2 separate regions of the Homo sapiens genome follow, and region 2 is linked to region 1. Evidence: chromatin contacts called from ENCODE Hi-C or POLR2A ChIA-PET data. All regions are on one chromosome and are shown on one strand. Each heading gives the region's core, a stretch centred on a gene start or an enhancer-like site at or near the end of the contact. The rest is flanking DNA. Distances are from core to core; before and after follow the strand shown.

Region 1 (3,311 bases), core at 341-2,840:
CTACCTTTTGGAAAAGTCTCCATTCTGAATCTCTCCTCACTGTTCCTGACCTACAGTTCCAGCAGCCCATGAACCATTCTCTGAAAGCTCTCATACTCTTAGCAGGTCAAAAATAAAACTTCTGATATCCCAAATGAAAACTACTCCTACTATGTACTTCCCCATCTTAGTTGATGGAGCTTCCACACTTCTAACTGCCAAAATAAAACCTTTCAGTCATCCCTGACTCCACTCTCTTTCTCAAAACTAAAAATTCAGGCAGCCCTACTTAAAAAATGAATCCAGAATCCAACTGCTTCTCGCATCTTCACAGCCACCATTTTGGCCTATCACATTCTATCACATTCACCTGGCCTATCCCAGTAGTCTCCTCCCAGGTCTCCCCACCTCATCCTTCAGTTGGCTTCCCATGCTGCAGCCACAGGGAGCCTAATAAGACCAGAACCAGATCACCTCCCTCTTCCACTCCAAACCTCCCACTGTTACTATTAAGTAACGAATAGACAACTCAACTTCTCAGGGAACCATTCCGGGTCTGACTTCTACTACACTGCTCCCTGTTCTCATGAAAAGAAAATAATTGTAGGTTCCTGAACTATCTTAGCCTCCTCTCCAAACTTAGCATATACTGGTAACTTTGCCTTGGACAACCTTCTACATCTCCTTTCCCCCGGCTGCCAACAGCTTCATATAATCTAACCTGGACTTAAGACTCTGGGCTTTGTATTTGCTCAAAGTCTCAGGGCCCAAGGCTAGACGAGTGGCGAGGCTCAGGTCGCCCAATGACCCTGGTCCAGTTTTGGAGCCAGGTGGCCTGGGCTGGCTGCACTATCTCCGCACCTCAGTTCTCAGTGCTGACTTTACCAGCTGCGTGAGCTTGGACAAGAACTCAGTCTTCCTATGCCTAACTACTATTACCTCTCTTCAGCCTGTTCTTCCCCTGAGCAACTTTTGGATAGCTTTAGGAAATCCTAGCCCAGTGTCCCTATCTGTTCACAAATCTCGAAGGCTGCCAGTGTCCTCAGAATCGTCAAATTCGTCAGGTGCAACTCTGCCTCACTCTATGTTCCTGCAGACCCGAGACGGACCCCAGGCTCCTGAATCCCCCCCAGCTTAGTCGCAGCTCCAAGTTCTGCACGCGCCAGTCAACTGCCCGTCACATTTCCGTACACACTGGGCGTCACAAACGGGTCCAATCCACAAGCGCCTTCTTGTCCAGGGTACTGGGGCCTGGGCTGCAGGGCTGTGAGCAGGCATCCCTCACTGGGCCTTAAGGCTTCTGCTGGGGGAGGTAGGCGAGACCCGGAGGACGCACAACTCACCTGAGCCGAGTCCCTCAGCGCGACTGCCGCCATTGAGCTCCGTGGACTAGGCGGGGAGCGGCGGCCGACCGGGGCGGGCATTCGAACACAACAGTCCCTATCCCGGGCCTGGCGCAGCTCACCCGAGGTGGTGTCGCAGAACCTCTGGCCCACTTTCGCGACTTCTCTGTCCCGTCCCTCAGTCGCGACCTCCACTGCAGAAACTGGCGGGCTGGACAAACAGGACAGAGGCCAAAATGACCGCCACGAGGAGGACGCCGGAAGTTCCGGCCCGTCGCGCTGCGCGTGCGCGGAAGTGTTGCTATCCTGGGCTGTCATTGGCTCAACTCCGCCGCCGTTTTGCGCTCTGCACTCTGGATAATGTAGTTTCCAAAACTCCACGGAGCTCTTCGGAGTGTGTCCACTGCTTTGACCTCTGCGAACTTGTATTCTGAGGTGCTGTGCCCCGTGCAGGGAAATGGCGACTTCGGCCTCTAGGGGAGAAGGAGGTATTTACTCCTTCTTAAAGGGGCTTTTCCCAGATTTCTGGGAAGTGTTTTCCGTAACTGATCACTTAAGTGTTTAGAGACATTATTTCAGACTCCACGAAGCTCAGGGTGCCCCTAGAGGCAAACAAATATTATTTCAGGGGGTTGGGCGCGGTGGCTCACGCCTGTAATCCCAGCACTTTAGAAGGCCGAGGCGGGCGGATCACCTGAGGTCAGAAGTTCGAGACCAGGCTGGCCAACATGGCGGAACCCCATCTCTACTAAAAATACAAAAATTAGTCGGGCGGGCCGGGCGCAGTGGTTCACGCCTGTAATCCCAGCACTTTGGGAGGCCAAGGTGGGTGGATCACGCGATCAGGAGTTCGAGACCAGCCTGGCCAACATGGTGAAACCCTGTCTCTACTAAAAATACAAAAATTAGCCGGGCATGGTGGCGAGCGCCTGTAATCCCAGTACTTGGGAGGCTGAGGCAGGAGAATCGTTTGAACCTGGGAGGCAGAGGTTGCAGTGAGTCGAGATCACGCCATTGCACTCCAGCCTGGGCGACAGGGGGAGACTCCGTCTCCAAAAAAAAAAAAAGAAAAAAAAAATTTGGATTTTGGAGCATTTTGGATTTTAGATTTTTGGCTCAGGGATATTCAACCTGTATTTTGTTCTCATTAAATAGGTTCCTCTTTCACTTTGTTATTGTTTGATATACTAAAGTTTTAATTTTCATGAAGTCTAATTGGTCTATTTTTCTTTTGTCACATGTGTATTTGGTGTCAAATCCAAGAAATTATGGCCAAATTCAATGTCATAAAACTTTCACCCTATATTTTCTTTTAAGTGTTTTATAGTTTTGGGTCTTATGTTTAGGTTTTTAGTCCATTTTGAGTTCATTTGTGTTTTTGGTGTTAGGTAAGGGTTCACCTTCATTCCTTAGCATGTGAATATTTCATTTTCCCAGCATCATTTGCTGAAAAGATCATCGTTTCCCCATTGAGTGGTCTTGGTAGCCTTGTTGAGATCATTTGACCATATACATTACTATTGCAAATGATATTGTTTTCTTAATTTCCTTTTCAGATTTTTCATTGTTAGTGTATGGAAGGGCATATGAGTTTTACATGTTGACTTTTGCATGTTGACTTTGAATTCAGCTACACAGGTGAATTTGTTTATCAGTTCTTTTTTTTTTTTTTTTTCCCAGACGGAGTCTCACTCTGTTGCCCAGGCTAGAGTGCAATGGCTTGATCTTGGCTCACCACAAGTTCCACCTCCCAGGTTCAAGCAATTCTTCTGCCTCAGCCTCCCAAGTGGCTGGCACTACAGGCGCCAGCACCATGCCCGGCTAATTTCTGTATTTTCAGTAGAGCGAGGGTTTTACCATGTTGGCCAGGCTGGTCTTGAACTCCTGACCTCAGGTGAGCCACTGCGCCTGGGCTTTTTTGTTTTTGTTCTTGAGACAGTGTCTTGCTCTGTCTCCCAGGGTGGAGTGCAGTGGCGCGATCTCAGCTCA
Region 2 (3,311 bases), core at 248-2,747, 360 kb after region 1:
ACTCAGGAAACCACTGTGGAAGCCACACGGGTCCCCTGCGGACTCCTTAAACAACCAATAAACCATTTTTTTTTAGTCCACACAGTTCCACCAGCATGAAATGCCATGACTCCTCATGTCCAAGACCACCTGCTAGAAGGAAGCCTGCTCAACTTGCAAAGTTTACTTTAGGTGTCACCCCCAGGCCTCCCTAACCATTGCGGGCAAAGAAGAGGGTAAAAACACAGGCTGTGATGGTAGACACACCAGTTGTTAGTTTCTGATACTTAAGAGCTACAGTGATGTAAGGCAGGTAATTGAACCTATGTGAGCCTCCAGCTGCTCTTGTGTAAAACAGTGAGGACAAGAGAACCTAATTCTAAGGAGTTCAGGATTAAAGGAGCTGAGGGTTAAATAATGCCTGCCAATCAGCCCACAGCAAGGACTCTTTATGATCAGCTGTCACTCTTTGCAATTATTTCGTTTCTCTTTGTTCACATAACATCCTAGACCAACTCAAACGGCAAGCTTCTTTAATATCGTCAGATTCTCTATACAAAAATGCCACACATTGCCAAAAATGGGCAAGTGCGTAAGGCGCCACTTTAGCCGGAATTGCCAAGAAAGCCACCTCCAAATAGGTGACATCTGGACAGAGGCCAGAAAGATATGAGAGGGAGGCCCTGCGAAGTTATAGGGGCAGTGTTCAAGGCAAAGGGAAGTGCAAAGAGAAAGCCTGGAAAAAGGAAGAAGACTGCACGGTCAGGTTGGTGGCTCTGAAGAGCAAAGGACAAGGGAAAAATGGAGAGACAAGGTCAGGGGTGGTTGGCCAGGTGGATGGGGTAGGGGCTGGCAGGCAACAGAGGAGGTTGGATTTAAGGGAAGTGTGATGAGATCCATGAAGGAAGCATCATTCATCCTTCTACCAAGGACTGAGCACCTGTCGGAGGCCAACACTATTGCAGGACTGCGGATAAAGGAAATGACAAGCTACGGCCACTTCTCTTAAATAAACGACGGCGACAAAGAAACATCCTGTGGCTGTCTTGGCTTCTGCCTGCCCACGAGGCCTCCAGAAGTAGCAGAGCAGCAGCAAGGCCAAAACCTCGTCCACTCACCTGCGCCGAGGCTGCCATCCTGAGACCCTGCAGCCCTAGCGGGGCCCGGGAATGCCGCGGCTCAGCCGACCCCCAGCCCTTCTCTGTCCTGGGCGGGGCGACCTCGGCTGACTTTCGCACTCGGAGCCTCAGTTTCCCCAGAGAAAAATGCGCACAAAGCGGGCGCAGCGTCGGGGCTGAGGAGACGGAGGGCGGCTGCGGAGGCCTAGGCCTCGGCAGGCGCCGGTGGAACACCCCGTTAGGGAAGAAGCGGGGCGTCAGGCTCCCGCCAAGATGCGGAGAAGGCGCGTAACAGCCTCATTACCCTCCCCTGCTCAGGCCGCTGGACGCGCCTACCCAGCGGTCCAGGCCCCACACTGTTCCAGGGCCAATCCTGCTCACGGAGATGACGTCACGCGACGAAGCGGAAGTCCCACCTCCGCCGCCCTGGCCCGCAGAAATCGCCCGTGTCCTGGCCCGTCATTGGCCTAGAGTCCGCGGCCGACGCAAGGGGTGGTGCCTTCTGAGTAAGGCAGTTTTTCCCTCACATCTACCGGGTGTGGGAACTCACCAAGCGCAGCCGACTCCATTTAAGTGCGCACAAGGACCCCCGCGTCGTCTTAGGGCCGCCGCTTTACTATGGGCACAAGTCGGAGGGTCGAAAGGTCCTTTCTAGCTTAGGAAAATTGAGGTCAGGAGGCGGGGATATTCGCCCCGATTGAGATCATGGGCTGGGCCCAGAGCTTCTGGCTCACTTCCCTTATTTTAGGGAGGTAGCTCATATATGTAATCTCAGTGCTTTGGGATGCCAACACAAAATAATTGCTGAGGTCAGGAGTTTGAGACCACCCTGGGCAATATAGTAAGATGTTATATCTACCAAAAAAAAAAAAAAGAGCAAGGCATGATGGTGTACACCTGTAGTCCTAGACACTGGGAGGCTGAAGCAAGAGGATTGCTTGAGCCCAGGAATTTGAGGTTATAATGAGATATGATGAGAGAAAACACACACACATAAACACACTGAGATGCCATCTTATACTGGTCAGAGTGGCTATTATTAAAAAGTAAAAAACCAACAGATGTTGGTATGGATGCAAGGAAAAGGGAACGCTTATATGCTATTGGTGGGAATGTAAATTAGTACAACCTCTATGGAAAACAGTATGGAGATTTATCAAAGAACTGAAAATAGAACTGCCATTTGATCTGGCAATTCCACTATTGGGTATTTACTTAAAGGAAAATAAACCACTATATCAAAAAGATGCCTGTACTTACATGCTTACTGTAGCACTATTCACAGTAGCAAAGTCATAGAATCAACCTAAGTGTCCATCGACAGATGATTGGATAAAGAAAATGCGATATATATATGTATATATATGTATGTATATGTATATATGTATATATATGTATGTATATGTATATATGTATGTATATGTATATATATGTATATATGTATGTATATGTATATATATGTATATATGTATGTATATGTATATATATGTGTATATATGTATGTATATGTATATATATGTATATATATGTATGTATATGTATATATATGTATGTATATGTATATATATGTATATATATGTATGTATATGTATATATATGTATATATATGTATGTATATGTATATATGTATATATGTATGTATATGTATATATATGTATATATATGTATGTATATGTATATATGTGTATATATATATACACTCCATGGAATACTACTCAGTCATTAAAAAAAATCATGGCTTTTGCAGCAATATGGCTGGAACTGGGGGGCCATTCTCTTAAGTGAAATAATTCAGAAACAAAGTCAAATACTGCATGTTATCACTTATAAGTGGTAGCTAAATGATGTATACATATGGAAATAGTGGAATAATAGACACTGGAGATTCAAAAAGGTGGGAGGCATTGCCGGGGACCCCTCACACCATGGTGCTTCACTCACCTACACCACAGCCATGCCACCCCATTGGCACACACTTGCAGGTAGCCCCCCTCTACTGCCCAAGTGGTGCACACTTGCCTGTGGCCTCCCCATCCCCCAGCCACAGTGCACTCTCTGCAGTCCCCACAATGCTCTGCTGGAGCACTTTTGCCAGCAGACTGAGAACACCTCAGCCCCTCTAGCACAGCAGGTGCTTCACCCCAAGCAGCCAGAGAACAAAGCCAAGGGCTTAATCCCCTCTACCCAGGTTTACAGCATGCAGCTCAGGAGTGC

Evidence for each region. Hi-C counts contacts between places; a loop is a spot of excess contacts on that map. ChIA-PET counts read pairs that join two places held with the same protein, here RNA polymerase II (POLR2A). Pooled maps may share reads with other maps.
Region 2: a loop to region 1 is called in a map with no recorded cell type, with 11 times the contacts of the local background. The contact joins the promoter of ZNF543 here to the promoter of ZNF551 in region 1. A Hi-C loop is called at or near these places in 1 of 37 single-sample maps with no recorded cell type and 6 of 50 pooled maps. POLR2A ChIA-PET finds 5 or more read pairs at or near these places in 1 of 52 experiments (naive thymus-derived CD4-positive, alpha-beta T cell).

What each region holds. Positions count from the first base shown.
Region 1 is chr19:57,680,256-57,683,566 of GRCh38, reverse strand. ZNF551 (zinc finger protein 551) reads right to left here and starts at 1,590. Exons shown (of 3, transcript NM_138347.5): 1 at 1,323-1,590. The coding sequence starts at 1,403. RefSeq lists a silencer at 1,150-1,219 and an enhancer at 1,275-1,898.
Region 2 is chr19:57,318,658-57,321,968 of GRCh38, reverse strand. It overlaps ZNF543 (zinc finger protein 543), which reads right to left and starts at 1,497. Exons shown (of 4, transcript NM_213598.4): 1 at 1,098-1,497. The coding sequence starts at 1,115. RefSeq lists enhancers at 1,399-1,548, 1,559-1,678, 2,604-3,121.